Linked DNA regions of Homo sapiens: region 1 is linked to region 2. The links are chromatin loops, found by intact Hi-C in ENCODE. Cell type or tissue: heart right ventricle. All regions are shown on one strand. Region 1 overlaps LYRM4-AS1 (LYRM4 antisense RNA 1). Region 2 overlaps FARS2 (phenylalanyl-tRNA synthetase 2, mitochondrial).

Region 1 (8,000 bases), 320 kb before region 2:
CCTGCTAAATCTCCTGTTGAATTGTAATCCCTAATGTTGGAGGTGGAGCTTGGTGAGAGGTGATTGGATTATGGGGGTGGATTTCTCATAACTGGTTTAGTGCTCTTCCTTTGGTGCTGTCCTCCCAATAGGGAGTGAATTCTTGCAAGATCTGGGTGTTTAAAAGTGTGTGGCACCTCCCCCCACCCTTGCTCCCTCTCTTGCCATGTGACCTGCTGGTGCCCTTCACCTTCCGCCATGATTGTAGGCTTCCTGAGGCCTCCCCAGAAGCCAAGCAGATGCCAGTGTCATGCTTCCTGTATAGCCTGCAGAACCGTGATCCAGTTCAACCTCTTTTCTTTATAAATTATCCAGTCTCAGATATTTATAGCAATGGAAGAATAGCCTAACACAAGCACTTTGCTCAAACAAAATCCTAGGGAATCTCAATGTGCAAAACAGGTAGAAGTATGACTTCTCAGCTAAATTTGGAGCAGAGGGACTGGAGCTCACATTAGCCCAAGGGATTCCTAGGGGAAGCTCTGCAGAAAACACCATCTTAAGGGGGATAGAGGAGAGGAGGATGGACATATGGTCAGTGTCAGATTATGTTGGGGTGAGGAATTCACACTATACTTGGTAGGTGGATATAGTTGGCATCAAAGATTTCTCTATCAGAGCTGCACCAGAGGACTGCAGGTGGGTCACACTGGGGAGGCAACAGCAATCTGGAAAAGGAAGGAATGGACAAGAAGACATTATAATGAAAGGAAGAATGGGCATAGAAATAAGATCAAGTGGCCAAAGGTGGCTAATGAGAGGACAGAAGTCAAATGCTGTAATGAATCCAAATGCTGTTAGAACAATGTTGAGTGCTACATTGCTTTTTAAAAAATTCTTATTATGTTTTAAATTGTGGCAAAATATACATAACATAACATTTATTCATAATTGCTTTTTAAATTTTGCTGTTTTACAAAATGGAAAGATATTTGCACTAAAGAATTCAAACAGTATAAAAGGATCTGGAATGAAAAGTAAGTTTCCCTCCCACTTCATACACCTTAGCTCCTCAGAGGCACCCCCTGCTAACTGGGTTTATGTATTTTTTTTTTTTTTGAAACAGGGTTCTCAGAAAAAACCCGTCACGCAGGCTGGAGTGCAGTGGTGCGATCATGGCTCACTGCAGCCTCATTCTCCTGGGCTCAGGCAATCCTCTCACCTCAGCCTCCTTAGTAGCTGGAACTATAAGTGTGCATCACCACGCCCAGCTAATTTTTCTATTTTTTTGTAGAGACAGGGTTTCACCATGTTGCCCAGGCTGGTCTCAAACTCCTGGGCTCAAGTGATCCACCCGTCTTGGCCTCCGGAAGTGTTGAGATTACAGGTGTGAGCCTCTGCGCCCAGCTATTTTTTTTTTTCCACATAACTATTCTGTACTTTGTTGGTTTTTTGTTTGTTTCCCTTTGAACAAACCAGCCAGAGTAACTTGCATGTGACTGGAAGGAAGGTAGACAGGGAGAAAATAGCCAGGCTGTAGAGTTAGACCTTGAGCCAAATCCTGGCTTTGTTACCAATTCATTGATAGCCTTGGGCACATTTCTTGAGCTCTTGGAGGCTCAATGTATTCTTTCTTTCAAAATTATTATAATAGTGTCTTCCTGTTAGGACACTCTGTGCTGCGAGCAGCAGTAAACTCAACTCCAGCTGGCTGAAACCTAAGGTTGTATTTTTCATCCCACACAATAGGAGGTCTAGCCACAGTGCATCTTTGCTGTCAATGGGGTTGGGATGGTATCACCACCTAAGGAGGGGTGCTTGGGAACAGGGGTGTAGAACTTTCAGTTGTCACAATTCCAAGGGCTGCTAGCAGCATTCTGAGGGTGGGGATCATGGATGTTGGAGATCTTAGAATGTCTGTAGCAGCCCACCCCATCAAGGAACTGTTCTGCTGAAAATGCCGGCTCATTGAGAAGCATCGATCTAGTCACTCAATCACACGATCACGCCAAGGACCTCCGTTCTTCTCTCTTCCATTTCTCATGCTCATGGCCTCACCTCTGACAGTAGCAGGGTGGCTGCAACCACTCAAGGTGATACAATAATGTCCAGGGAACAAGAGAGGCCATATCTTCTACTTTCTCTTGAGAAAAAAGGAAACCTCCCTCAGGAGCTTCCTCGAAGGCTCCCCCTACCACATCTTACTTGCTCCTTCCTGAACCCGTCCTAGGCCGGGGTGCTGCTCTTAAGTCACACAGACGCTATTCTGGAGCAGGTTGGGGTCAGCTTCCCCTGAGCCAGGGGCTGTGTGTGGGACAGTGGGGATACCCATTAGGGCAGGTCAGCCACGCCGTCTACTCCACCACCTCACTAGGTTCCTATAAGGATTACGGAAGACATGGTCTCTGTCATACAGTGAGAACGCAAAGTTCTTCCCTCAAAGAAAACTGTCACACGCGGTCATTTCCCTAACCTTTTAGTTCTGCCTCACGTAGAAAAAGTGGGCAGGCTCTGTGGACAGGGAAGTTGAGAAGGTGAATGAAGGGCGTTCCTCCCAGAAGCTGAAAGACGCTGGGGACAGGACCTGCTCCGGGTGATGATGTGGAAGTGGGAGGTCGCCATCAGTCCTGGACTCCCAGTGGTTTTTTCTGTTCATCAGTTAGAATCCTGTCACGTGTATCAAGAGCTGACATTTTTACATATTTGTGTTTACCATGATGAGTATTTACAGTCATCCAAAGTTAAATTTTAAAAAACTATGAAATATTAAGTGAAATGACTTAAAAGGGGTGTAAGATCTACCTGAGAATAAAAACTTGACACTAAAACTTGAAGAATTAATAGATAGAAAGTCAACTATATTCTATTGGTCCCTTTAGAATTTAAAGGGTTTTTTATCTTTAATTTTTATTTGGTGGAAATATTCTAAGAATTTTATTACTGAAAACAGCATGTAAAATAAATGATTATACAACTAATGGAATCACATAAATAGAAGCAAAATTGAGTTAAAACTGATTCTTTAGAAGCAAAATCCATTTAGGGTTCTTCTTCTAAAATATGAAGGATGATTCTACAACTTTCCTCAGTAATCTTAACAAATTTTTATTGCTTGTATGTTAAGAATAATTGCAGAATGTAAAGTTTACATAATTGTTACTTTCAGAAACATTTTGGGGTTCATCCTCAGGCCAGTCAGTCCTGACCTACAAGTTACAATGAGACAAGATTATGCAAATCATGTTAAAGTCTTAATCAAGTAAACATAAGTAAAGCACATTGAAATGGAGAAGCCGAAGAGATTAAGAATTTTAAAAACATATAAAAAGCCTTAAATCTTTCCTATTTTCTCCTCATCCCCTTGGCTGTAAGAAGGTGGGATGGCCCCTTTCAGCTGGGTACTTTTTTTTTTTTTTAATCAAAAGCAACATGACCTGTCTCAAGTGGAATTCCAGAGAGGGCTGCAATGGGGCTCAGACAGTGGACTGTGCCAGCGTGCTTCATCTCAAATCCTGGCTCAGCAGTTTGCTACCTGGGTAACAAGAGCTATTCATTTAACCTCTTTCAGCCTCTAAGACCTGTTGTTGGGTATAATCATCATCCTCATCCCATAGGGCTGTATGAGGACGATAAATGATGTAAGCAGTGTTTAGTACACGGTGACCAGTAGGTGTCAGCTGTACTAGATGTCATTCTAGTCCTGGCTCTTCTAGATTGGCTAAATGGCTTCGGTTAAACACATTATTTAAATCTCCCTGGCTTTATATTCTGAGCCCTTAAAGTTCCTCAATTCTATTAGAAGGCACACATATGAGAAAACAAATGATCCAGGCAAGAAGGGTCATGTTTTTTTCAAATTCATTGCAAGTGTATTCCCTTGCCATATTTCAGTTTGTGTTGATAAATGGGGCCTAAGGTGCTATAGAACTTGATCCCTTCAAGTTATAAGGGCATTTTTCTTGAAAGTTTCCACTGCTGCAGTTAAGCCCCTGAAAAATCACTGTGGCTTTAGCTTAAGCAAGCTAATCTCTTTCAAAAGCCAAGGAAGAGTTAGGAAAATTATTTCTAAAATGCTTTTGCTCTTTTAAAATACTTAAAATTTTTAAATATTTAAAAATACTTTGGCATATTATATATGGTGTAGGAGAGGAAAGGCTTTTCCTCTATCCTCTTGGGTTCTATGGCTGGGCCTGAGAATTAAACTCACAAAGGCAGCTAACCAGGAGAAAAGCACACAAATTTTACTTAATACGAATATTTCTATGTGTACACAAAACCCTTCCTATGTAAGAAATAAAAACCCAAAGAAGTGGATAGGTCTGAGAGCTTACACACCCTTTTAACAAAGAATTGTGGAGATGTAATAAAACAAAGGAAAAAGGGGTTTGGGCTGGGATCAGTAAACTGTCAGAAAGTAACTAGGAAATATATGGAGGAAACTAATGAAAGACAAAGGTTAATTTAGTAGGTTTGTTTACACAGATTCATCTCTGCATAGACTTCCCATCTCTAATGATAAGAATATTCTCTTCTTGGTGCAAGGAAGGCATCTTTCTTATAGAATATTTATGTCCTGCTTTTAGGTAGAAAGGGGAAGTCTGAGAGGTCTTCCAGCATCTTCTCAATTGCTTCCAGCTCAAAATAATCAACGTGCCAAAATGGCATATTTTGGGGTCACGTGTTCTGATCCCCTTCAATTCCCTATCTGAAACTTCATAGGAAGCGTCACATATTAAAAGCTGACTTGGTGGATGTGAAGAGAAAAATGGAATCAGTAGCTGAGTGGTAAGAGATTTGCAAAAGGAGAGAAGAAGATGGATTAGAACAAGAATAAACAAACAGAACAACTACAACAACAAAACTAAACATACTTCTCCTTATACCATTAAACCAGTCTCCCTATCCTGGGAATAGGCCAGTCCAATCAAATGGTTGAGACTCATTGATCTGATGGAGTGTTAACTTTGTTTTTAAAGGTACGAATTAAACACCATTTGTCCTATCTGATTCACAAGGAAGCAGAATTTTTCACCAATGATTGTGCAAGCTCCTCCTTGTTGGGCAGTGTATCCAGGGCACAACTATTTTGGAGTACAACAGTGGCTAAACTATTCATTTCTGACTGGAATACTTCCAATGTTTGCATAGTGGTATTGAACTCTGGTTCTATTACCATGGGAATATTTAGGATCACCTTTTCCAAGCCATGAATTCTAAAACTTGGAAATCAGGTCCTCGACATTGAAAAGAACTTGGAGTGAGGATATAGTGGGTATTCTATGACATCTCATCTGGTATGTTTATGTGGCACTACTATATGAATGAAGGAGCCCAAGTTTGTAATTTGGCTAGTATTCAAGGTGGAGTACATGGTGATGGAAGGTCCCAGATATCTGAGTCCAAACTGTCCTGACCTTTTAAGTGAAAACCCTTTACATGCCTTGTTGCCACATAAAATAAAAAGAGAAAAAAAGACCAGTGCTGTTCATGGTCAAAGTCAGAGTGGAACCTGCAATTCTCCAGATCTAATGTGTTTCATGACCCTTGTCATTGGTCATACTGGGATCTGCATACCTCCATGTGCCCCTGGAAGAGCAGAACTGTTTGCCAAATATCTAATACAGGAGGCCTGCAATCTGGGTCTGGAAGCTGTAAGGCCTGGTTTTGTTACTTGGCCAAGTTATTCCAGGTTTTTGGTCTACTCATTCATAATTTTTGGTGTCGAGCATCCGAACCGGGAGCACCTGAACTATCTCGGGCTGTGCAAGTGTGGCCTGGGAAACAGCTGAAACATTTGGTAATTTGGCAAATATTTATGCTTAAAAGGCAGTGCCGGAACCAATTATGACTTCCTTGAGGGGTTTGAGAATGCTACCTATGGAATCCGACTACAGGGTTTGAGTGTAACATTGCCTTGGTATATCTAGGAAGGGTCCAGGACCATTTCTGTTTTCAATGCAAAGGGGAAAATTCCTTTCCAATGACTTCAACTGAATTGTTTGACATTTCCCAGCCCAGACTCCAGACCTGGTGATCAGATGATCCCAGCCCCAGCCTTCAAACCACTGCAAATAGAGAAGAGACAAGCTATCCCTGAGAGAGCCCTGCCCAATCTACAGATTAATAAAGAAAATAAATACTGTTATTATTTTTAAAAACAGCCCTGTTTGGGGTGGCTTGTTATGCAGCAATAGGTAACACGAACAAACGGTAAAGCTTGGAGCCTCTGAATGCCCGGAGTAAATATTTTAGCAGTGGAGGCACATGATGTTTGAAGTAGGACTGAACACACTTGGGCGGGGGGGGGGGGGGGGTAGACTGCACAGTCTAAATTTCAAGAAGTTAGTTTACATGTTAACATCATTTAACTATTAACTTCAGGGCTTTGCATCTCAGAGTAGAGAAGACCTGGGCCCTGTCTCCGGGAGAAAGCTTAGGGGACAGTGAGCTTGGAAAAGCAGTCCATCCCCACCATCCATTGTGCCAGAGTGGAGGAGTGGTGTGGGAGCCAGAGATCACCCATTGTTTCTGCACCTTTCAGGAGGCAAGGGGGAGGACCCGAAGTCCCCATGGGCTGCAAGGTGGGTGCACACCGTTTCTGCTTCTGAAGTCCTTCCTTGGCTTCTGAGAACAACCCTCTTCCATTCCCTCCAACCCTTCTGGCTGTTCATTCTCTATCCCTGTTGCAGGCTCATCCTCCTCCTCCTGACCTGGGAACATCAGGGCTGCTCAAAGCTCAGTCCTGGGCCCTCTTCCCTTCTCAGCTTTAGACCTCCTGTAGTATAATAAAAATAGACATTTGGTCTTTGTCCTTGGTTCCTGAAATAGAAAGGCTAAAACTCTTGGAATTTTCTGATAGAACATTTGTTATTACTTACATTGTTAGTGTTATTTTGTTGTAACATAATTGTTTTTTATAAAGAGTCCCTTTTGATCACACCTGAATTTATGCTAATGAGATGACTGAGAGTGGGCTCTCTAGACAGCCTCAAGATGGGCTGGGTACCAGAAACACCAAGTGATTAGAGGACTGGAACTTTTAACTCCACCCACTGACCTCCAGAAAGGGGCAGGGGCTGCAGACTGAGCAAGGCTGGTGGGGCTTCTGGGTGGGGAGCATGTGGAGACCCTGGAGGCTGGTGCACCCAGAGGGGCCCTGGAAGTCCCATGCCCATCGCACACTCTGTCTTCTATCTCTTCCCTTTGCCAGTTCCTGAGTTTTCTTCTTTATAATAAACTGGTGAACTCAAGCAAAGTGTTTTCCTGAGTTCCGTGAGTCATATGGAAGCTGGGGATGGGTTGTGGGAACACTAATTTGTAGCTGGAGGGGCAGAAATGCAGGCAGCCTGGGCACCCCGTTTGCAAGTGGCTTCTGAAGTGGGGGCCGTCTTGTGGGACTGAGCCTCTAAGCTGTGGAGACAGACACTAGCTCCAGGTAGATAATGTCAGAATTGAATTATTGGACACCCTGTTGGAGAACTGGTGTTAGACACCACTTGGTGTTGGTAAGAACCAGAGAAGCTCAACCTGGTCAAAACAGAATTCATGATCTTGCCCTCCCTCTATTCCTCTTCTGGGGGTCCCTGCCCCAGTGACTGCTACTGTCTACCCAACAGCTCAAGTCCAAATCCTAAGGCACCTCCCTCCCCCTGCCTCCCTGCACCTACCCCCACTTGGGGCCATAAGTGTGCTACATTGATTTTCACTCCTAAATAGCGCTCAGATTTGTCCACCCCACAACCATCATCTCTTAAGTATGATCACCCTTCACCACAACAATGGCAACAGCCTCCTATGGGGCTCACTCACATTGTTTCTGTCCCCAGTAATTTGCTCTTTGTCCTGTATCCAGAATGATCTTTTCAAAATTTAAATCTGGTTAGTCACATTCATGACTCAAAACCTTTTGACGGCCTCTCATTGCTCAAGGTTGAGTGGCTGTCCCCTCCCATCCTCAGCTCCGCCAGTTCCTCTGTGCTCTCTGCCCTCAGGCCACCCTGGCCTTCTTCCAGTCCAGCCCC
Region 2 (8,000 bases):
GTGAGCCACTGTGCCTGGCCACTGATTGGTTTTTAATATATAATTGCAAGTAAATACTTCCTTTTATTACCAAACTAGATCAGGTAACAGAATTTTCACTTTTCCTGGACTATAAAAGATATTCTTTGGAACCTGGGGTCTTTCTGGCCCTGATCAGTTATTTATATTTTTGTTTAGTAGGGATGACACTCTCTACCTGGAGCCACATTTTGACCAAGAACACCTCATTTTTCTCTGTACCATTACTAGTGAAATATTCCCCTCCATTTCATCTTATTAGTTCTCCTCTCCTTATTCTCCACTAATTAACGTGTTCTGGGAGTAGTTTCCATCTTTGGAAAAAACAGCTTTATCTTCATTTGTAGGAATATCAAAACACTGTGTGCTTATAATAATTTTGGGGTTGGCCACTGTATTTCTAGCATTAGGAGAGACTGATGTTTGAATCCTTTCCTATTCCTCTTTTTATCCTTGTAGTAACATTTGTTGTTTTCTCTGCAACTTCAAATGTAACCTTGCTTATTGAGGAAATGTATAAAATATCTAAAAGCACTGAGAAGAAAAAAATTATGGGCAATCTGACCACCTAGTGGTGATAAATGTTTTTAATGTTATGGTTTTGTTTTAAATCTTGAATTTTAATGTTAATGTCATAGCCCACTGACATTCTAGTATTCTATTAGGATAACTCTATTTCATATATAACTATTCTTTAAAGAAAATTGTTATTGCTTGCTAATTTAATCTGTTGTATTTACTAAATTCATTGTTCTTAAAGAATAATGTTCATGAAACCTGGAATTCATATAAACTGCTTCCCAAGAGCTCCATGTTGCATGTATATTATGTTTAAAAGGTACTGAGAGATTTTTAAAAATAGATTCTAGTAATTAAAGGCTATTTTTATCTTTCAGTTAATTTCCTCAGGGGAAATAAATTCCAGTGATGCTAAAGTTGCTCAAATATTGTTAGAGTTGTGTTTAATTTCACCGTTATATATTGTCATTGGTCCTCAGCCTTCATCCCTTCAGAGATTTGTTTTTTGCATAATCATTTGTAAAAAATCATTTGGCTACAAGGCTGGAATTTGGGGTTGTCAAGCGGAGTAATAATACTGTTTTGATTAAGAACAAGGTATAAAAGTATGAGGATTTTTCACCCCCTGGGAGATTTATAATTTGATTCTGAAAGCAGTTTATGAAATCAAGTTCCGGAAACTTCCACTTCTTTCACAGACTAGATATGCTGGCTAAAAAAACCCCAACTAGACTCCACATAAAATAATTTTGTTACAATTTTTAGGCTCACCGAAAGTGACAGAACTTCCCAAGGGAGAGGGGAGAAAATGGAAGGAACTGAGCGCCAGGAGCAGTGAGCTGACATGAAGCGTGTGGAGGTGCTACAGCTGCTGTCAGCAGCAGGGCAGCTGAGCGATCAGGCCTCTTGGTAGTAGTGGCAAGATGGGGAAGTCAAACCTGGGCCCCTCACCTTCACCTCTTCAAGAGCGGTAAATTGGTTCCAGGGCTGTTGCTGCCCTGGTTACACACAGTCTTTGAAGGCAAGTGTCCCCTACCTAGGCCCTCACGTTTCCCCCTGATTTGATATCATCCAGCCTAAGATCACCACACACAAACCATCCTGTGTGAAAATCAGCAGAAATCACACCCAGTTGCTTCAGCTATTTGAATTCCTTGGCGCAAAGTATAAAATAACTGTATGAAATCTTTAAAGAAGTAGAAAATACAATCTCAAATACGTATAAGTAATAAAAATGGTTTTTAACAAAAGATCATACATGAGTTATTAATCAATGAGAAGACATGGGGGAAATGTACATGCATATTACTCATGAAGGAAGACAAGCTGAAAAGGCTCCATACTCTATGTTTCCCTCTATATGATATTCTGGAAAACACAAAGCTAGGGAAACAGTGAAAAGAGCAGTGATGATCAGGGGCCAGTGCGGAGACAGTGATGAATTGGCTGAGCGTAGAAGATTTTTAGGGCACTGAAAACACTGTGTGATACTATAATGGTGGATGTATGTTCGACATTTGTTTAAACCCATAGAATGTACAACTCCAAGAGTGAGCCCTAAGGTAAACTAAGGACTTTGGGTGATTATAATGTGTCAGTGTAAGTCCATCTAGTGTAACAAGTGTACCACTCTGGTGGAGGATGCTGATAGTGGAGGAGGCTGTGCATGTGTGGAGGAGGAATTATATGGGATATCTCTGTATCTTCCTCTCAGTTTTGCTGTGAACCTAAAACGATGCTTAAAAAAGTCTTTATTTAAAAAAAGAGACTATGCCGAATTGAGAAAGAACTAAATAGAACATGTAAAATTGAAAAATGTGTTTGCTTGAATTTAAAAACATGTCCTTTTTCTGGACTAGAATTCAATCTAGGATTACATGTTATATTTTTCACGTGTCCATCTCCTTTATTAAATTGGGATAGTTACTCAGTCTTCCTTTGTTTATTATGACTTTGATGTATTTGAAAGGTACTGGCCATATATTGTTACTCAGTCTTTCTTTATCATGACTTTGATATGTTTGAAAGGTACTGGCCATATATTTTGTGTCATGTTTCTCAACTTGACATGATTTTGTATTTTCTCATGGTGAAATTCATATTCTACATTTTTGACAAAAATGCCATGGAGATTTTGTTGTGCCCTTAGTGAGTTCTATCATGAAGAACGTGGTGGTGATATGTTAACTCTGATCACTCGGTAAATGTGGCATCCATTAGGATTCTCCGCCATTATTATTTTCCCCTTTGTAGTTAATAGTGTTTGCAGGAAGATACTTTGAGACTGTGTAAATAGTTCTCATAATATTTTGCCCTATTAACTTTGGATTCCCTTGATAATTTTTGCCAGAAATTATTGTGGTGTTTGTCAAATGGTTATTTTCTTTCTAATTTATTCTAAAGGTATTAATTAGAATTTTACTGTAAGGAAGACCTTTACCTTCTCTCCCATATATTTATTTAATTATTTATATCAGTATGGCTTCATGAATATTTGGTTATTGTATGGGTTATAACCTATTACTAAAATGATTTATTTTATTGCTGAAATTTACCCAGGTTTGGTCTTTGGGAGCCCCTTAAGTAGTTTTCTGTGTCCTCTGACATGTTATCATTTTTTGTCCCCATGAGATATCCCAGATTCATCTTTTACTTTCTCCACCCCAGCCCTGGAATCAGTCATTTCTTTAAGAAACTCTGTTCCTTTTTTATTAAAGAATGGTATTTAGAAGCCTAGACCTGAGTATACTTATTGCCCTAGGGATATCATTACTTGTAGGCCCCCTCTAGTGACAGAGCTAGGAAATACATATACCTACTTCTATTTCCGTATTGATGTATCTGCATATATGTTACAAAATATGAATTCATATGAGTACCTCCAATCTAAGCCAACACCACATGGCTCATTCTAGCCCTCCCCATTGCCTTTGATAGTGACAGTGAGAAACCTGGTTCTTCTTACTCATGACATATTTATTTTCTTGTTCAGTCCTGGAATGAACATAAAGGTAGTTTCATAATTGTTAACACATACCTCTGTGGAAAAAATTTGCTAACTAGTGTACAATATTTGCTATGTTTATTTTGTTTTTCATCTTATTTAGTTAAAATACTGTTTTTGAAAGTTATTTTGGTTAATTCTTTTCTTCTCCACTCTCTTTAAGTGGCTGTCATTTATTTAGAATAAACTTCTGTCCATCATTACTGTTTGTATTCCATTTGTGTTCTTCCCACCTCTGGGTAGATTTTATATTATTTTATTATTATTATTATTATTATTATTATTATTATTATTATTATTATTATCATCATCATCATCATCGAGACGGAGTCTCCTTTTGTTGCCCAGGCTAGAGTACAGTGGCATGATGTAGGCGCACTGCAATTCCTGCCTCCCGGGTTCAAGTGATTCTCTTGTCTCAGCCTCCCAAGTAGCTGGGATCACAGACGTGTGCCACCACGCCTGGCTAATTTTTGTATTTTTTGGTAGAGATGGTGTTTCACCATGTTGGCCAGGCTGGTCTTGAACTCCTGACCTCAAGTGATCCTCCTGCCTTGGCCTCCCAAAGTGCTGGGATTGCAGGTGTCAGGATTTTATTTTTAATGTTTTGCGTAGATAAAGTATTAACGTCCTTCTAAAACTCAGAACTATACAACAAGGTTTACTTAGAGGTCATGACCCCCACTCTGCCATTCATTATACTCTATTCCCATTCAACCATTTTTTCCATCCTGTTTCCACCACCTCTGTGTAGGTGATTTATTTTTGTTATTTCTAGCCTATCCTTCCTTTTTTTCACAAATGAGATGATTCATGTGTATTTTATTATTTCTTACATGAAAGGTAGCAAGTAATATATGCCCTCTTGCACTTTGCCTTTTTTATTTATCAGGATGTCTTGAAAATCATTCCATATCAGTCCAGAGAGATCTTCCTCGTTCTTTATTACACCTGCAAAAGTACTCTATTGTATAGGTAGACCATAGTTTATTTAACATCTTTCCAATGTGAGACTTTTTAAAAAAATATGGTGCAGTTACAAACAATACTACAATGAAAATTTTGTGCATGTGTATTAATGTTGGAAGTATATTTTCAGGGTAAGTAGTTAGAAATGGAAGGACTGGGTCAAGAGATCAACAAATATGTAGTTTTGTTGGGTGTTGTCAAATTCATCTCCAAAAGGGTTCTACCAGTTTCCATTTTCACCAGCAAAGTATGACTGTACTTATTTTCCAAAGCCTCAGCGTATTCAAAAGAATATGTTGTCTGACTTTTAACTTTTTGCCATTGTGATAGAAGTATTATGTCAGTGTTATTTTAATTTGCTTAATTTGCTCTTTAAGTTTGAATTCCTTTTCATGTGTTCAGGGGTCATTTTCATATCTTTTTTTTGATGAATTGTCTGTTCTTTTTCTATGGAGTTTTTGGCCCTTTGTCAACTTTTAAAAGTTTCTTTACGTTAGTGGTATTACCTCTTTGTGGTGTATGTTTCCTGACTTTTGTTCCCCTTCTTTTTTTGTCAGTTTTCAGGTGGAAAGACCTTTATGTGTGTGTGTGTTTGTATGTTGTTAATGGGAATGATTTTTAGTTTTATTGTATTTTAATCAGAGAGTATAGTTTATTATTTCTTCTTTATGGAATATACTTATTTCTTTGTGACTTACTATGTGATCAATTTTTGTTAATATTCTCTGGGCCCTTGAAAATAAAATGTATTTTTCATTATGAAGGGAGTAAGTTTAATATGTGTGTATGTGTGTGTGTGTGTGTAAAATATACGTATACATATTTATGTATACACACATGATTTCATTTCCTAATTATGTTTTTAGGTCTTTTATCTTATTAATTTTGCACATTTGATCTTATACTAAGAATGATGTATTAAAGTTTCCTATTATCATTAATATTAATGTGTTTCTATGTGTGTCTTTTGCGTCCCCTATGGTTCTTTCTACACAGAGGTAATAATTGTCTTATTGATATATAGATATTCATAAGTGTTATACCTTCACTGTGATTTGAAACTTTTAGCATTAATACAAGATCTTCTTTGTCTTGCTCGGTGTTTTTTTGCTTGAATTCTACTTTTTCTGATTTTAAGAATGCTATGCTTGCTTTTTTATTGTATCCATTTGCCTGTTATATTCTGTCCATCCATTTGTTTTTAACATTGTTTTAGGTGTATCTTTTGTATAGTTGAGTCATGCTTTGTGGCCAGATTTATTTTTTTAAGAGGTGAATTAAGCCTGTTCATATTTATTGATATTACTTTCACATTTATTGAGTTATTGATATATTCGATCTGAACTTTATCATAATATATTGTGGTGTTATATATGTCATAACATGTTACATTTTATTTCTCTACAATATATGTTTTATTATGCTTTTGAATTGAAATTTTGGTTGCTCTTTAGAAAGGTTATATTTTTGTTTTAATGGTTGCTTTTATACTTAAAACTTTTAAAGTCCCTTATCCCTCATTTTTAACTTTGTTCTTAGTAAAAGTATTCTTTAACTATTGCCTATGCAATAATCAGTATATTCTACTTTCCTCTTTGCTGCTTTCTTCCATTGTTTAGTTACGTTATTTCTACTTTGTCAGAACATATAACAATTGGATATTAGTCTTTCAATGTAATCCCCAGCTTTTAGTCTGAAATCTGTAATTTTTATGTATTAACATGTTCTCCATTTGTTTTGTGCTGAAATTTTCCTAGTTATTTATTACTTGAACAAGGCTCATGCTTTGGTAAATTCTTCAGAAAGAGCTCATTAATGTGACATTCCTATGCTCTTGTGTGTTTCACGTTTTTTCTGTAGACTTGGTGCTTTAAGGACAGCATTGATGGATATAAACTTCTTGACCCACATTTTTAAAAACTGAGTTGTTTGAAAATGTGGCTTCATTGTTGTCTTGTTTCCGTGTTGTTTTTGAAGAATCTGATGCCACTCTGATTGCTTTACTCCTCTACATTAGTTGATCTTTTTGCCTAGAGGCCTTGACGATTTTCCCCATTATTTATGAAATCTGTTTTATAAGAATATGTCCTATATTTGATTTTTCCAGGTTCTTTTTCACAGGTACCCATTTTATCTGGTATTAGTTCTGCTCCATTGTTTTTTTTTCCCTCTTTAACGGACTCCAATTATATAAATGTAATTCCTTCTTTGCCTGTGTTCCATTTCTACCACTTTCTTTCTGATTCTTCTTTCTTTATTTTACCATCCTCCTTCTGGTTGTTTTTCTCCTTTTCTTCAATGCCCCCTCATTAAATCTTGATTGATTCCATTGTCCCTTGCATGCTTTGGAATTTAGATTTTGTTTCTGAGATGATTTTATTTCTTTTTTTTTTCTGAGTTAAATCAATTCTCTTTTCATTTTTTCTCTATTTTTGTTCTTAATTTTTGAGTTTCTGACTAAAGCAATTTATATCCTTAAATGCTTGATTGAGCATATGTAACTTAGTTTTTAAGTATTAGTTTGTGTTTCTTTTTAGTGCTCCTTAGTTTTGGGGGGTGGGTGGGAGAAAAGTTGGATTTTCATTAGTTGAGCTCTTTTGAATTGACTTTCTGATTTTTGAGTAATAATTTTCTATATTTTTATTGAATTTATTTGTCGTTCCTTTTTGGTTGTGTAAAAGACTTCCTTAGTCTCTGGTGCCCTCTTCTGTTAGTGTAGCAATGCACACTTTAGTGGTTTATTTATTTATTTTTGGTGTGGGTTAGAGAATGGTTTTGTAAATCCTCTAATTTTTTAGCTGTGCTTTATCTTTCACAACCTTGAATTTTCTCATTTGCATCTTTTTTCTCTTCCTACTCAATTGAAAAGGTTGTCTTTCGCTTTGTATTAACTCCTTTTTCTTTTATTGTAACTATGGTTTTGGGATCCTCTCACTTCAAATTGGGCATGCTTTTACACCACTTTTCTGTGGTCCCTGCTCAGGCCTACTAGGACACTTTTTAAAGGCTTTTCACACTTAGTGTAACTTACACTTTCTGGGTTTCTAAGGTCAACCTTAGCACCTCACTCATTCTCCTCTCTTTCTCTTATTTTTTCCAGCTTGCTCTTGCTTACTTCAAAGCCTTATCAGTGGGGTAGGAGTATAACAGTTCTGTCCCTAGGTTTTGACTGGCATTCCTTCCTGCCTGCCTGCCTGCCTGCCAAAGGCATTGTGTTCAATAGTTTTATTTGTTCTTGTTGCTCTAAATTATTTTTAGAGGAAGCATTGACAGCCGTCATTGTCTTTAGTCCTCATAAGAATAATTTGAGGCCTAGGATATTAGAATATTTCTCTGAAAACGGTTTTGTCTCATTTTGCTGGCCAGTTAGAGGAAGTATGTCTGGGATTGCCTTAGATCATCTTCGTAGCCTGAAGCTCTCTCTATTGTTCAGAAAATGTGATACCTGACTGCAAGTCTACACAAGGACTGGTTTACTTTTGTGCTCATC

What was found. Hi-C counts contacts between places; a loop is a spot of excess contacts. Peaks named below come from ENCODE experiments on the same cell type or tissue, not always from the same donor. Only the 100,000 strongest peaks of a DNase experiment are listed, where the experiment ranks them.
Region 1: it touches region 2 in a loop (2.6-fold over the local background); 3 of 110 quality-filtered maps call a loop at or near these places.

The regions. Positions count from the first base shown.
Region 1 is chr6:5,074,858-5,082,857 of GRCh38, forward strand. All of the region lies in intron 3 of LYRM4-AS1 (LYRM4 antisense RNA 1), which reads left to right. It also overlaps a transcript of LYRM4 not described here. Among named protein-coding and RNA genes, the nearest start is that of PPP1R3G, 6.5 kb to the right of the region's middle. RefSeq lists a silencer at 3,539-3,728. In heart right ventricle, a CTCF peak has its summit at 3,648 (motif pointing right); no DNase peak of the experiment used is centred here.
Region 2 is chr6:5,395,331-5,403,330 of GRCh38, forward strand. The region is part of intron 2 of FARS2 (phenylalanyl-tRNA synthetase 2, mitochondrial); the gene reads left to right. Among named protein-coding and RNA genes, the nearest start is that of FARS2-AS1, 59 kb to the right of the region's middle. In heart right ventricle, CTCF peaks have their summits at 605, 3,333 and 7,204 (motif pointing left); no DNase peak of the experiment used is centred here.